Regions from separate parts of the Mus musculus genome. Here region 2 is linked to region 1. The links are chromatin loops, found by intact Hi-C in ENCODE. Cell type or tissue: heart. All regions are shown on one strand.

Evidence for each region. Hi-C counts contacts between places; a loop is a spot of excess contacts. Peaks named below come from ENCODE experiments on the same cell type or tissue, not always from the same donor. Only the 100,000 strongest peaks of a DNase experiment are listed, where the experiment ranks them.
Region 2: a loop joins it to region 1, with 3 times the contacts of the local background. A loop is called at or near these places in 5 of 42 quality-filtered maps.

The regions. Positions count from the first base shown.
Region 1 is chr8:25,013,142-25,021,141 of GRCm38, forward strand. It overlaps Adam9 (a disintegrin and metallopeptidase domain 9 (meltrin gamma)), which reads right to left and starts at 3,781. Exons shown (of 22, transcript NM_001270996.1): 1 at 3,544-3,781. The coding sequence starts at 3,640. It overlaps Tm2d2 (TM2 domain containing 2), which reads left to right and starts at 4,070. Exons shown (of 4, transcript NM_027194.3): 1 at 4,070-4,451; 2 at 4,925-5,012; 3 at 7,298-7,413. The coding sequence starts at 4,228. In heart, a CTCF peak has its summit at 4,961; DNase peaks (open chromatin) are centred at 1,980, 4,000 and 4,950; H3K4me3 peaks cover 3,438 bases; H3K27ac peaks cover 2,007 bases.
Region 2 is chr8:25,597,698-25,605,697 of GRCm38, forward strand. D830025C05Rik (a long non-coding RNA gene) reads left to right here. Exons shown (of 1, transcript XR_003947362.1): 1 at 1-1,510. It also overlaps a transcript of Letm2 not described here and a transcript of Nsd3 not described here. Among named protein-coding and RNA genes, the nearest start is that of Letm2, 4.2 kb to the left of the region's middle. In heart, a CTCF peak has its summit at 1,274 (motif pointing right); DNase peaks (open chromatin) are centred at 3,874, 4,494 and 5,144; H3K4me3 peaks cover 3,827 bases; H3K27ac peaks cover 3,049 bases.

The DNA of each region.
Region 1 (8,000 bases):
GGGTTGCCATACAAAGTAACAAGTTTCATCTTGGCATCCTCATAAATGTCATTACAGCTTGTGCTCATCCACTCCTGTCCTCCTTTCTTACTCTTAAAAGATGGATGGCGAGACAGGAAGTTGGGAGAGCAGAGAGGCAGGTGAATCTGGGCAGAGTTTGGGGATCACATGAGGGTGGAGATAGTCAAAATACACTGTCTGAAATTCTCAAAAATTAAAAATGCCACAGCATCCCATATATAATCACCTTGAGGAAATTGATCGACTAAAACAGATCCCATCTCCCATCACAACATGAAAATGATCTCTGAGCACATAAACCAGGCAGGGCGATCCAGCCTTAGCTGGGTCCACTTCAGACCCTTCAAAGATGACAGTAAGGACAGTTGTTGCAGTGCCAGCAAGGGCTAGAGTCACTCCAAGGCGCTAGGGTATACACAGTGCCAGGTTAACAAGGAAGAGGAGGTATCATGAGGTTAACTACGTCCCATCTTTATGTCTCTCACTTCATGTTACCCCTTAGGAAATCATCTGAAACCTTCTACAGCAAACCATAATATTTAATAACATATAAATAAATATACGCCAGACATGGTGGGGCACACCTTTAATCCCAGCACTCTCGAGGCAGAGGCAGGCCAGCCTGGTCTACATAGTGAGTTTCAGGGCAGCTAGAGCTACACAGTGAGACGCTCTCTTGAAAAAGCAAAACAAGCAAAAGAACAGATTTGAAACCAAATTTGGGAAAAGCAAAATATAAAACTAGTTTTCAAAGACCAGAAATTTTGTACCTATCAACCAGGTATGTTTTCACTTACTACTTAGAAGTTTGGAAACCAAAATATCTTTAAGACAACATTTTCTTTTATAACATGGATAAATGTGTTTTAATCTGTTCTTTCCAAAATACAAAATTAGCTTAGATGTTCAGCAACAAAGAAAGGAATAGAGCAAAAGGAGTACATACGCACAGGGGAATTCCATTCAGTCACCAAGAACAAAATGTACCCTCAGCAGGAAACCCGGTAGTAGCACTGGCAGCTACCATGTCAACTGAAATGTATTTTCTCTCACATATATGTGACATAAGAGTAGAGACAGGATGATGGGAGGGAGAACACGAGCTGGGCATGGTGGCTCACGCCTTTAATCCCAGCACTCGGGAAGCAGAGGCAGGTGGATTTCTGAGTTCGAGGCCAGCCTGGTCTACAAAGTGAGTTCCAGGACAGCCAGGGCTACACAGAGAAACCCTGTCTCGAAAAACCAAAAGAAAAAAAAAAAAAAAGAAAGAGAACACGAGAAGAGAATGAGCTAAGTGAAAAAGTACCATGATAAACACACATGACACTGTCCTAAGAAAACCCATGATCTTATATACTGATTTTAAAATTAATTTTAAAAATCTGCAGCCATATGAAGATGAGACCTAAGTTCCTACGATTATATCTACTTCATTTTCCAATTATTCACCATGAGTGAGTTTTCAAATTCATCTTCTTTAGAACACCAGTGTTTCTAAATCATTTTTCGTCTACATATTGTATTTGCTATCTTATGCAAGAAAAAAACAAATCAAGAGGTTTCAAATATCTGATTTCCTTATATTTGTTGATCCCGGAGGTTTGTTGTTGTTGTTGCTGTTTTTAATCATTTGAATCCACTACTCAGAAATTATTCTGTACTTATTCTGGACACAATACTATAAACAACAGTTTAAAATCCTCCTCACACCAGCTTAGCTCCCAACATGGCTAATGGGAGGATGTCCCAGTTCATGCTTTAAACATCCTGTATTCCAAAAACTCAGCTGATTTTGGAAGATCATTCACTTCAGGAAATTTGAGTTGACTCACAGCCCCACCGCCAACACCTCAAAACCTGGCTCCGCCTCGCTCTCTCCACTCTCCTAGAGTCCAACCCCCATAGTGTATTAACCTATTAACCAACACTCTGATGGTCACACTCCTTAGAAATCTTCATGCCCCAAACCAACCTACAGGGTGACTGTGACTCCCTAGCTTAGCACAGGTCTCATCCGTGGTGCCAGTCCACCTGGCTTTCCCTCCCAGGATCTCTTTCCACAAGCTACCTAACCACACATTAACACTCTCACCCTTTTCCAACAAGTTGTTTTCTTTTATAACCACTTACTCTTGGAGGGGGTAAAAATAAAGCTCCTTATGTTTATAATGGATCCCTCCACTCTTTTTAAGTTGAAATTCTCTCACCCTTTTAGCTCAGTTCAAAAATCACACTTTCAAAAAAGGAAAAAAAAAAACCACACACACACACACACACACACACAACACCAAAAAACAAAAAACAAAAACAAACAAACAAAAAAAAAAAAACCCTTCAGCATCTCTCCTATATCTTAGTCCACATGGTCACCCTTTAGATCCTCCAAAAGCATCAGGAATGGGTTTCCTTCCTGATGAAGGCTGGATAGATTTCCAAAGCGAATACTCATGCCTATGTGAGCAGCTGGCCCATTGCAGCAGCAACTGAAGAACACAAGGATATTCCATTCATTTTTATGCCCATGTGTAACAACAAACATATACATGTACTAAAAATATAATCTGGTTTTTGCTGGCAAACACAAGAAGTTAGAGATTATTAAAATTTCAGTTCCTTTCATAGCGATATTGTTAACTAGAACAGCACGTTTCATCAGACACGTCCTGGAAGCATCCCATTGAAAATTTGTCAGTATTTATAAACTCCAGGAGGACGCTAACTTAATTAAAAAGGAGAAAGCCAAAGACAAGAAGCTGTAATTAGTTTCGTGAAGGTCAGCGGTCCTGAACTCAAATCTACACTCATCACCTTTGAAGGCAACAATTTTGTAAAGCCTTCTATTGTCCATAGTGTTCCCGGAGCTCAAAGAGATAACTAAGCCATGCAAACACTAATTTAATACAAAGGATGAAATAAATAACTTATTTCCAGGAAAAAAAGAACCTAGTGTGTTCCCATTCAGTTTCATCATCCACAATATAAATATCTTACATATTTACGGGAAGTTTCACAATTCAGATGTGCTGGCGAACAGTAATTTAATTCTTTCCGATAATCCCCTGGGTTAAACAGAGCAGAGATTCTTTGTCCAGATTTAGATAGATTGAACTACAGGCTCTAGAAACGTAGCGTTTCGTTGATTTTATTATTTTAAGTATCCTTACTAACAAAAAAAAAAAAAAAAAAAAAAAAAAAAACGGCCCAAGGAAAACCCGCCCTCTTCTCCATCGGGATCCCTGTGGACCTACTGCTGAGTCGTCCAAGACGGCGAACGTCAAACCCCAAATCCTGATAGACTGAAGCAAAAGTTCCATCTCCCAGCCCAGAGCTGGTGACAGCCACTCCACCCGCAAAGCACTCGCTGCAGCCCGGGAGTAGCGAGCGCACCGCCACAGTGCAGCCGGCCGCCGGCCACCGGGCTCCGGGTCAGCGCTGACAGGGGAGCCGGAGCCCAGGGTCCGCCTCGCAGCCCTCACCACCCAGCACTCACTCCCCACAGCACGGTTCCCGTCCGGCACCCACCTGGTCGCCCGGCCTCGAGGACTGGGCCCAGCAAGCCACACGCCAGCAGCCACCTTAGTCGCAGAGAGGCAAGGGGCGAGAGCGCGCGCGGCCCCATAGCGAGGGCTTCGGCAGGTTCCGCTCAACGCGCGGCCGCCGCCTCCGCCCCTTCGGTCATCCTTGCAACCCCGCGGGGGCCCCCGGGCTGGCGGGGCGCTCGCCCTCGGCGAGCACGCGCGCGGCACTGACGCAGCAACCCCCCCCCCCCCAAAAACCCCGCCCCTTTCCCGATCCCGCGGCCAGAGGCTGACGTAGGGAAAATACAGTCTGGCCAACCCACCGGCGGCCGCCGCCGCCGCCGCTCCAGTTCGCGCCCGGCTGTTCCGCCCCTCCGCCCGCTCAGCGGAGACTAGAGAAGGTAGGAGGGGCTGGAGGGCGGGGCTAAGGGAAGCTCCACCCTCCCTCCGCTCCGTGCAGCAGTGAAGGGTCTACTGGAGGGCGGAGCGAAGCCAGGCCACACCTTTCCCCTGGCCGTTTCTGATTGGCCGTAGTGGCAGGCGGAGCGTCGAGCTGCGCACGGGTTGGCTGTGGAACGGAGGGTTGCGTACCCGACGTAGAGAGAGGCCTGACAGCGCCGGGCTCCGGTGGGCCGTGGCGGCCTGGCTTTGTTTTTAGGCCAGGTCTCTAGGACCGGCCCCCGGGAAGATGGTGCTGGGCGGCTGCCCTGTGAGTTACCTATTGCTGTGCGGCCAGGCGGCCCTGCTATTGGGGAACCTGCTGCTGCTGCACTGTGTTTCTCGGAGCCACTCGTTTAATGCTACGGCCGAACTGGATCTCACACCCTCGGGCGCCGCTCACCTCGAGGGTCCCGCGGCCTCAAGCTGGGAATACAGCGACCCCAACTCGCCAGTCATCCTTTGCTCTTACCTGTAAGCTGCCGGGACGTGGCGGGCGGACCTAGAGGGGGATCGGGCCAGGGATAGCTGTTGGTTGTGGGAGCGGAAGGCTGCTTCCACCTCGGGGAGGTGATTCCGGGACTGGTGCCTCTCAATTGCCCTGCCACAGAAAGCAATTAAACTGTGTGTTAGTGGTAGATACTGGGAAGGAGTAATGTAGGCTACAGAACCCTTCCACTTCCTGCACCCTTTCTGCTGCCTTGGTTACAGGATGAGTTCAAGGCCAACCAGCCAGCCTGGGTAACTTGTCTCAAATTTAAAAAAAAAAGAAAGAAAGAAAATTCAAGGGCTGGAAATGTAGCTCAAAGGTAGATAGCACCTCTAGCGTATCCAGTTCCCAGTACAGAAGGAGGAACAGATATTAAAAGAGGAACGAAAATAGCATTGCGTGCGGACACAGAAGCAATCGGCAAAAGGCACTGATGAAAAATCTTACTGATTTGCAGACCCGACGAGTTCGTAGACTGTGATGCCCCAGTGGATCACGTTGGAAATGCAACTGCCTCCCAGGAGCTTGGTTATGGTTGTCTCAAGGTGAGGATTTTGTTCTTTGTACAGGCACCTTCGTGGGAAGCATGGCCGGGTGCTGTTAAAGAATTACAGAAGGGCATACAGACAGACTTGATTTTTTTTTTTTTTTTTTACAACTTCATCCGTATAACTGTCGCTGGAAACATGACAAAGGTTTTAACGGCTGAAGAGCACATTTGCTTTCCTCAGGAACCAACCATGCCTGTGCCCAAGCCACCCAAGTGCAAAGACCAACCTGTATTGCTTCCTTTGACTGTTGAAACTAACAAATTAAAGCCAAGACATCGACTGTACTTTCAAAGCAAGGCTTTTCTTAACAGAGCAGCAGCAACAACAGCAAAGCCATGCACTTTGTAAAGCTGGTGCTGAACTGGCCTTTCTTGGTTACACACGCACTTGGAGCAAGTTCCTCATGCAGGTGACAGCCGGCCTGCACCATATCCGTTGGAAGTAGCTAGAGTCTGTCAGTTATGATTTTATTTGAGGATAAAACATTCCAGAGAAGCCAGTAGTATAGCCTTAAAGTGAGTGCATCTAACTTGGTCTCTCAAAACCCAATGAAGTTTGGTTTGGTTTGGTTTGGTTTGGTTTGGTTTGAGTTTTGTTGTGCTGGTAGGTTGGTTGTTTGTCTGTCTGTCTGTGAAAAGGTCTCACTACAGCCCAAGCTAGCCTTAAAACCAGGTTCCTCTTGCTTGAGCCTTCTAGCGCTAAGATACAGGTCTGCATCACTGTGCCTAGCACTAAGATACAGGTCTGCATCACTGTGCCTAGCACTAAGATACAGGTCTGCATCACTGTGCCTAGCACTAAGATACAGGTCTGCATCACTGTGCCTAGCACTAAGATACAGGTCTGCATCACTGGGCCTAGCACTAAGATACAGGTCTGCATCACTGTGCCTAGCACTAAGATACAGGTCTGCATCACTGTGCCTAGCACTAAGATACAGGTCTGCATCACTGTGCCTAGCACTAAGATACAGGTCTGCATCACTGTGCCTAGCGCTAAGATACAGGTCTGCATCACTGTGCCTAGCGCTAAGATACAGGTCTGCATCACTGTGCCTAGCGCTAAGATACAGGTCTGCATCACTGTGCCTAGCACTAAGATACAGGTCTGCATCACTGTGCCTAGCACTAAGATACAGGTCTGCATCACTGTGCCTAGCACTAAGATACAGGTCTGCATCACTGTGCCTAGCACTAAGATACAGGTCTGCATCACTGTGCCTAGCACTAAGATACAGGTCTGCATCACTGTGCCTAGCACTAAGATACAGGTCTGTATCACTGTGCCTAGCACTAAGATACAGGTCTGCATCACTGTGCCTAGCACTAAGATACAGGTCTGCATCACTGGGCCCAGCTCATACTTAAGGAATTTATGTTACCACCTTAGCACTGTAGACTCGACACTATATTATAATGCAGGGTTGAGTTGTGAGAAAACATTTTTGCCACCTCAGACACAAACGAATAGGCTTTGTAACACCACAACCAAGAGGACAGCTCTTAAAGTAAAGAGATATTTTAAATACACTGAAATTTTGCCCTCTAGGTAATTGGTAAAAGTCTGACTGGCATTCCATAACGGTAACTTAGTTGTGACTATTTTAATTAAAAGCTGAATGTATCGACACAAGATTCAAACTCTGCCTCAGCCAGGGTCCTCAAGGACTGGTAACACTCAGAGGCTGTGAGAAATGAACACTCCTGTTCTCCAGTCTCACGCTGCTGAGACAAGGGAAACAGTGGGAAAGCAATGATAAGGTACGAGGGAGACTGAGTGGCTCTGCTTTCTCTGTTGGAAATGAATTAAGTAAAGGGTAGAACTCTGATTCTAAACATTTTTACTGGAGCTAACCTTATACTGGGGTAGACTACGCAAACCTATCACCATGTGTGGCTTAAGTCCTCAACCTGATGATAGTCTGAATTATTTTCTGATCTTATTCTTTTACTGTAAATATGCAACAGAGGTTCTAATACTCGCTGACATGTCAATTTCCATTCCAAAACTGCTACATTATATGCCTGTTAATCCAGGATACTCAAGCCATTGTATACGTCTCTGCAGCTTGTTTCTGTTTTACTATATACTGAAGAAGCCTGTCGAAAAGAAAGGTTTACTTAAAGCAACATTCACTTAGGATGGACTACTAAGTCACTTGAAGCATCTCTGAATTGCATGCTTTTGACAACTTTACCCACTCTTGCTAGAATTAATACAGAACTGAAGCAGCTTCCATTGGTGAACATGAATGTATGTTTCTGTTACTTTCTCCACAGTTTGGGGGTCAGGCGTACAGTGATGTGCAACACACTGCAGTCCAGTGCAGAGCCCTGGAGGGAATTGAGTGTGCCAGCCCCAGGACCTTCCTACGAGAAAATAAGCCTTGTATAAAGTAAGCGTTCCTTTGTTCTTGAACTGTGTGTGTGGTGTATGCTGGGATTTAAACCCAATCCACATAGTAAGCAAAGGTTCTGATAATGAACTACACTCAAACTAAGGGTTACTTTGAAAGGGGCGCTTGGCTAGAGGTACCAGTTGGTGGTATGACTTTTTATTTGACGTATTGAAGACTGCATATGCTTCCTCCTACGTGCAGCCCACAGACTGAGGCACTGTGATTGCAACAACCAGGAGGAAAAGTTGTGGGTTCAGAGTCTTTCGGTCTGTCCCTCATTCTCAGCTTGCAGGCACTGGGCCAAATGATGTAGCTTCAAAACCCTCCTTGTGTTGGAGTTTTCCCTTTATTATCCTTTGAAGGGCTGGATTCGTGGAAAGATATTGTGTGAATTTGGTTTTGTCATGGAATACTTTGGTTTCTCCATCTATGGTAATTGAGCTGGGTATAGTAGCCTGGGCTGGCATTTGTGTTCTCTTAGGGTCTGTATAACCTCTGTCCAGGTAGTTGGGAGTCACCTGGTGTCATTGCTGGTAATCAATCCTAGCACCTCTGTAGGAGAGCACCAAAAGTGCTCTTAACCT
Region 2 (8,000 bases), 580 kb after region 1:
TCACTTCTGGGTCGGAGTTAGTTGAGGCAGCGTCTGTACTACAGGACCAAAGCTGCGTCCCCCCCCCCCCCCTGCCTGCCCACATTCTGTAGTCTAGCCAACTCCTCGAGAACTCCTTGAATGGAGGCCCTACCAGAGTAAGGTCTGATAGTAGCCTTTGTAACCCAAATTGGAGTCACTGATGACATCACTTTGATGATTCCGTTCCTCACCCTTTAGTCTCCGAAACTGCCTAGAGGTCTTGGGTTGGCGAAGGAGGTTGTGAGGTCCTGGTGGCAGAGGGGCAGCACTGAGAAAAAAAAAAAAAAAAAAAAAAAAAACCTTTCTTCTGCGGGGTCGAAGGCTGGAATGCTTCTGAAATCTTCATACGGAATTTGATTTTTCTCTTTAAAAAATGGTTTCATGTTGTCGCTTATCATTAGTTGTGTAGAAATCTCAACATTCAAAAATATATTCTAGAGTACTTGTTAAATAAGATAGGCATTGTGGGTTTGAGGACGTTTACGTTCCTAGGGCGGGCAACTAGCCATCTTGGGAAAGTTAAAGTTCTGAAAGCATTCTTGTTCCTATTTATCTGTTTTTTTTTTTTTCAATTTCTTTTTATTTTGCGGGGTTCTTATGTAACACGGGCTGGGCTGGAACTCAATAGGTAGTAGCAGAAAGTGGTCTTGAACCCTTGAACCACCTGCCTGCCTCCCCAGTGCTTAGTTACAAGTGTGTACCACTGCAGCCATCTTTGACTCTATATTTTAGTTTGCTTGCTTATTTATTTATTTAGAGACAGGGTTTCACGATGTAGGCCTGGCTGGCCCAGAACTCGTTATGTAGACCAGGCTTGCCTTGAACTCACAGAGATTCATTTGCCTGGTCCTCTAAATTGCTCAGATTTAAATGTGTGCACCACCATGCCTGGCTCGAGCTTTCTTCAACTTTTCTGAGAACTCTGATGATAAAATTATGAGCTGTACAAAATAGAATAAGTTTTGAGGGCTGGGCATGGTAGTGCATGCCTTTTATGCCAGTACTTAATAGACAAGACTGGCAGATCTGTGTGAGCTCAAGGTCACTCTGGTCTACAAAGTGAGTTCCAAGACAGCCAGGGCTACACAGTGGGATCCTGTTTCAAAAGAACTAAAAAAGAAAAGAAAAAAAGAAATGGAGGCCGTTTTTAATCCTAAAAAAAAAAAAAAAAAAAAAAGTATATTTCAACTAACCGAATGGACTACTTAAAATAAGCAAAACTTTTCAGTTTGGCCACTAGGGGTCCCTTTGTGCATGTCAGGCAATTTTCCACTAGGGGTTCTGTTTCACAGTCTGATCATAAAGAATTGAAATTTACAAAACTTAACTCCTCCTTCCCCGCCTTGAGACAGGGTCTCACCATGTAGCCCTGGCTGGCCTGGAACTCACTGTGTAGACCAGGCTAGTCTCGAACTCACTGAGATCCTCCTGGCTCCTGATTAAAGAGCTTATTATGTCCCATAATAAAGAGATTATGTCCCATGCTAAAGCTTCCCTCTCCTTGTTTTCTCGCTCTGATAATTCCAAGCTCTACAGTAATTATTTTAATATTTGTCAAATGCAAAAACATTCTTATCATTTTACAATGAAATATCTTATGGAAAAATTCTTATCCATGAATTATATTCACTTACAAGCAGGTACAGTAAAATGTATTATTTAAAAGCCAGATGAACTATCCCATACCCAGTATTTGAAACATAAAGAAGATTTTTTAATCTGGTCACAAGTTAACAATCCAGTTCTTTTAAGAAGGGTTGGGGGGATAAGAACCCTGATGAGACCCATTTGTTCAAAGCAATGAATACTTTCTCCAGGTTTGTATACTTTATCAGGTTTGACAATTTGGTGTTTAGGATAAATTGAATATATTTTTACCACCATAACCTGGAGAAACCTCTTCTGCTTCTGTCTTGATAAGCTGTTTGCTCGTTTGCTATTGAAAAGAGTAAGCATGGTTTGAACCTCAGAATAGGTTAGATGATGGAAACATAAAGTATTATGTGTGGGTAAATTGGGGAAGGAGGATTTCTGGGTCTAACAAGACTTAACAGATGAACAGTAAAGTGGTCTAAGGAGGTAGCTCATCTGAAAAGGTGCTTGCAGTGCCACTGATGATGGGAGTTCAAGCCCTGTAATACGGTGCAAGTCTGGAGCTAGCTCCCACAAGCACTCCTCTCATATTTGCACACACACAAAATAACACAAAAATCAACACTATTGTTCCTGTGCATGGTGGCACACACTTTAATTATAGCACTTGGCAGGCAGAGGCAGAAATTATATTAGGTTGAGGCCAACCTGGTCTTCACAGGAAGTTGAACAGCCAGGGACCCTGTCTCAAAAAAAAAAAAAAAAAAAAAAAAGACTTTTCAGGGCAATTGTGGTGCATGCCTTTGATCCAAGCACTAGGGAGGCAGGTGGATCTCTGAGTTCAAAGCCAGCCTGGTCTACAAAGGGAATTACTCCAGGACATCCAGGACTGTTACACAGAGAAATTCTGTCTCCAAAAACCAAAATAGAGACCAAACCAAAATAATAATAATAATGATAATATCATCAATGGAATTATTTTCATGATCACTTTTAGTATGAGTGCCCATTAAAATCAGTGAACTGCAGAGATTTTTCTAAAATTCTGAGGAGGTGGGCTGGAGAGATGGATCAATGGTTAAGAGCACTTGTTCTTGCTGAGTGCAAGGGTTTGATTCCTAGCACCCAAGAGGTTGCTCACAACCATCCATAACACCAGTTCCAGTAGATCTGACACCTTTTTTTGACCTTTTCGGGGACATGGCATGCACAAGGCACACAGATATATATGTGAGCAAAACACTGATAAACATAAAAATATAAAATATTAAAAACAGTTCTGAGGCAGGGCAGTGGTGGTGCATGCCTTTAATCCCAGCACTTGGGAGTCAGGGGCAGGTGGATTTCTGAGTTCAAGGCCAGCCTGGTCTACAGAGTGAGTTCCAGGATAGCCAGGGATACACAGAGAAACCCTGTCTCGAAAAGACCAAAACAAAACAAAAAACAAAAAACCCGCCGGGCGTGGTGGCGCATGCCTTAATCCCAGCATTTGGGAGGCAGAGGCAGGCGGATTTCTGAGTTTGAGGCCAGCCTGGTCTACAAAGTGAGTTAGTTCCAGGACAGCCAGGGCTATACAGAGAAACAATGTCTCGAAAAACAAAACAAAAACAACAACAACAACAAAAAAAAAACCAAAAAAAAAAAAAACAAAAAATTCTGAGGTGGTATTTGAAACACATCAGGAAATTTCCTTTAATGGTAGCAAATGTAGTCTCTATGGAGAGGAGGTTGACACTTTTTTTGTTTTGTTTTGTTTGTTTGTTTGTTTTTCGAGACAGGGTTTCACTGTATAGCCCTGGCTGTCCTGGAACTCACTTTGTAGACCAGGCTGGCCTCGAACTCAGAAATCTGCCTCCGGAGTGCTGTGATAAAAGGCGTGCACCACCACGCCCGACTGGAGGTTGACACTTTGTAGTGACAGGGTTCGGTAATTCTCAGAACAGAAAGCAAGAGTGTATCGGTTTCCTCATTTGATGGCTACGTATGTTTCCTTTGTAAGTTCTCGTTTCTGGGTTGGACCTTCTAAGTAATTACCAGGCCCCAAGAAACTACATCTGCACACCCCTTCAAGACTGTTTACCCGGCCCTGTCACTGGATCACTCGTATTTCCTAGAATGGGAAGGGCAAGGGGTTTGCAGAGGACTGCCTCCCTTCCTCTCACTCTCCGGTGATCGCTCTGGGACAAATATCCCCACGTCACTCAGTGCGGAGCTCTGGCCCGGAGCAGCGCAGGGCCGGGGCACGTGACCCGCCCGCAGTCCTCGCTGTGGCCCGCGGCCCGGGATGCAGTCGCGCTGACGTCCTCCCGGCTACCCACAAGCCTCTGTACCCCGGTGCGGGCAGGAAGAGGGCAACCGGGTCCAGTGGCTGCCCGGGAGATCGGGGTGCCTTCTGTTGCTGGACGCGGACTGCCCGGCAACCCCCGGGCACACTGGCGGCTACCGGTCTCTCTCCCGGGGAAGGAGACTGCCCCGGCTCGGGCTGTCGTCCTAACGTGCTGGCCCGTGTCTGGGACGCCGGGGCCAGGGCGCTCTGCTGACAGCTGTCAGGCTGTCAGTGACTCCCGGGCACTCCCCGGTCTGCGTCACCGCGTACCGGTCATCAGGTTCTTCCTAACATCTAGGAATGGTAGCGCAGGGCCACTCGAGTACCATATGGCGTCTAGTACGTGCTGCCGTTTAGTAAGTATTAGCCTCGCAGGCCCGACCTGGCTGCCCCTCCGCACCAGCCCTTCCTGTCCCTCTGCCTCATCGCCTGCGGTCTCGCGTCTGCTCCAGACTCTCGCGCGCCCCTCCTCTCCGCGGCTGACGAGCCTCTTCCTCCTTCGCTCTCAGCGCCGAGCTCCGGACTGCATTTCCCGGCAGGCGCCGCGGCCAGTAGCCAATAGGAGACCTAGGATTTGGCGGCGGCGGCGCCGAACGGGGCGGGGGGGCTTTGTGCGCGGAGGCGGCGGCGGCGGCGGCGACGGCGGCGGGAGCTGGCGGCGCGGAGATCCGGACGGAGGCCGAGACCGGGGCTGGGTTGCCGGGTGTCTGCTGGGAGAGGTGTGCAGCTTTCGATCAGAACCCTGGGACCCTGCTGCCCTTCGGGGCCGCCAGCCTCCGGCTCCTCTCCGGCACCAGCAGCTACGCGGCGACCCCCGTCCGGCCGCCTCCCCTTCGCTCCGCGTCGCCCGCAGCCTTCCGTCTGCCCGCAAAACGAGCCCGGCCGGCCGGGCCGTGGCCGTCCTCAGTGCCGGCCGCCATGGCAGGGGTGCTCGGCGCGGGGGAAATCTAGTCCGAGGATTTCATGCGGCCTAGCTCGGTTCCGTCTCCTGCGCCCGCGGTCCCGGCAGCTGCCGGCAACCCAGCCCCACTTCGGGCCTCGGTGTCTCTCCTGTGATCGCACTGACACGGCAGGGGGGTTAGAATGGAACAAACTGAAGGTAAAGTGCTTGTGTATGTGTGTGTTGCGCGTCAGGGCTGAGGAGGCTCCTTGGGGTGGGGGCGACCTAAGACCCAGGCACCCATAAGGAGTGAGACCCTGGAAGAGAAGGGGCCGCGGATGGCCTGAAAGGGTTCTGGGAAGGAAGAGCAGATGGTAAGGTGGGTGTGGAAGGAATTGGGAGGTGGGGCAGGTAGGCTTGGGATATGATGTAGTGGTGCTGAGCTGGGAATTGGGAGTAGAGGTGGGATGGGGGCGGGGATAAGGATGGAAACGGGGGAGGGGTAGGAAAAGAGAAGAGTTAGATTTGGACATTAGAGACCTAATGCAAATGAGGATAGGTCTGGAATGGAGTGTGGAAACTAGAAGAGTTGGGGGGAAAGGGATAGGGGTGATGGAGAATCGAGGCTTCTTCTGGGAATCAAGGAGAGAAACTAGTGAATCAAAGTGGAGGAAAAGATAAGATTAGGAAATAGGGATGAAAAATGATTGTGTCAGGATGCAAGAGCAGGATAGGAAATAGACGCAGGAAACTGAAAGACATACGATTGGGCTAGGGAAGGACATTAGCTGAGTGTTGGAAAGGATGAGAATTATCGACCAGGCGTCACAGAGTGTGAGGAAAAGGATGGGGATTATTGAAGTGTTAGAAGGGAAAGCCTTTTGTTCCTATGTTTGTGTGTATTCTGTCTTGTATTTCAAGGCTAGAGAAATAGAGAAGCTAGTGGTTATGGGGTTGTGATTGTTGTGAAATGAGGGAGGTGTGGGTGTTACTGTTCTGAGAGAAGAGGAGATGTGTTTGTGTTATGGTAGGGAGGCAGGGAAAGACATGGCCATAATTTGATGGTTTTGGTGAGGGAGTAAAGACTATTCAGATTTAAAGGGGGCAGGGGCAGCCATGTTTGTTACCCGGCACTGCAGTGTAAATAAATTCCTTTTCCTCTCCGACATCTGCGTGAATCTGGAACCGGCAGTTCACATTGTTACACCTCCCCTTCTACTCATGAACTTCTCTTACCTCTTGGGTCATTTGCAATTACTCATAACCACGGAAGGACGCGGCGATGTTTCCCATCTTGTGTGTTTTGCTGCCTCTTCCTTTCTTTCCCCCTTTCCTTCTAGTTGCAAAAAAAGGCATACTGATAAACCGCAGTGTACATTTTCACCCTTTTTTATAAATTTAAAATTAGATTTTTAAAAAAAACTAACTGAAGAAATCATTGCTATCATATTTCAAGCTTGATTGTGAAAAGTCTTAAATATTGATTGGTTTCCGACACCTCAGAAGCAAGTCAACATTTTTTTTTTCCAATTCTTTAAGTAAACAAGGAAACTGCATTGGTTATTTTACTTGGGGCGCGTTGAGAAAGGGGTGGGGAAGATCAGCCTGTTGTAGCTCATCTGCTTGCTGGACTTAGGGTCTTGGAAAATTAGAAATGTTCCAGGTGATATGCATGTTGTTATGAATAATGCTTTTTTATTAGCTTTTCCCCTCTCTTCCCTTTGCTTTCATGTAGCTAGTTCAATACAGTCTCCAAATGCCAGTTCAGCAGCGTGATCTGTGAAGTAGGCATGTAGTCCTTAGATCCTCACTGAGTTGTCAGCTTTTGAGGGGTGGGTGGAGGGGAAGTTCTGTCACTCCCAGGAAAGCGCCAGTAATTCTTTAATGCATTCAAATCTAACTACTTGTGTGATCTAAATTTAGACTAAGGGTCTAAGTCCTGACAAAGTAGATAAATTGGTATTGGGTGAAATTTATTTTCTATTCATATTGAAAAGGATTCAGTATTCACCTTACTTAAAATAATTGTAATTATGGTCATCCAAACTTTAGCCATGTGTTAGTATTGAAACTGTTTTCTAACACCAGCAAGGCCTGCTAACTATACAGTGGGCTTGGTCCATTTGTACTACATACAAATCTTAATAGTAATGTTCTCTCAGTTTTTGTAGAGTTTGGTGGAAAACTTAAATTTAATGTTGTTGGAATGGTACTATCTGAGATTAGACTTTGAATAAATGTCAGATTTATAACTTGGTGTATTTTGGTTGATAATATATAGCCTGAAAGAAGTTTTTTTGTTTTTTTTTTTAATTCTAAAGATAAATTTTATTCAAAGTCATTCAGCATGTATGTGGAATTTATCTAATTTGTAGAGATATTTTATTTGTATTGCTCTCCTGGTTGACATATTATTTGTAGCTAGTAGACTTACTTTCATTGACTGTCAGTGCCATCACTTTTAGGAAAATGAGCAACTGTATATTACAGCAGAGAGTATCTATTTGGAAGCTTGAATGAGCCCTCTTAGAGTGTTGTGTCTGGGTTCCTTGGACAGGTATCCATTCAGTGAGGAAGGCTACTGTATTTATCAAACACTTGAAACCCAAATCTGCTGTGGTTGCTGCTGTGCTCATCATCTGCCCACATGATGTTTAAAAACACTTTTAAAAATTATTTTCCTTAGTGTCTGAGTGTTCTTACCTGTATGTATATATGTATGTCTGTGTGCCACATGTGGACGTCAGAAGAGCGCATCAGGTCCCCTGGAATGAGAATTATGGATGGCTGTAAGCTACCATATGGGTTCTGGGAATTGAACCCAAGTTCTGGAAGAGCAGCCAGTGCTTTTAACCACTGAGCTGTCTCTCTAACCCTGATACCTTTTTTAAAAAATTATTTATTGAGACAGGGTCTCATATATCCCATTCTGGCCTCAAGCTTTCAATATAGCTGAGGCTGACCTTGAACTCCTGATTATGCGTCCATCTTCTGAGCATGCTGATACGTGCTAGCATTGCCTGGGTTATGGAGTGCTTGGAGTCCCACCTAGGGAACAACTATACTACATCCCTCTCCCCGCCACTCCCCCCTCCTTTTATTTTGAGTGACAAATTAACAGTTGGTCTTGTAATGATTAGATTAAAAGAGTTTGGAATGAAGGAAACTTATTGCCCACAA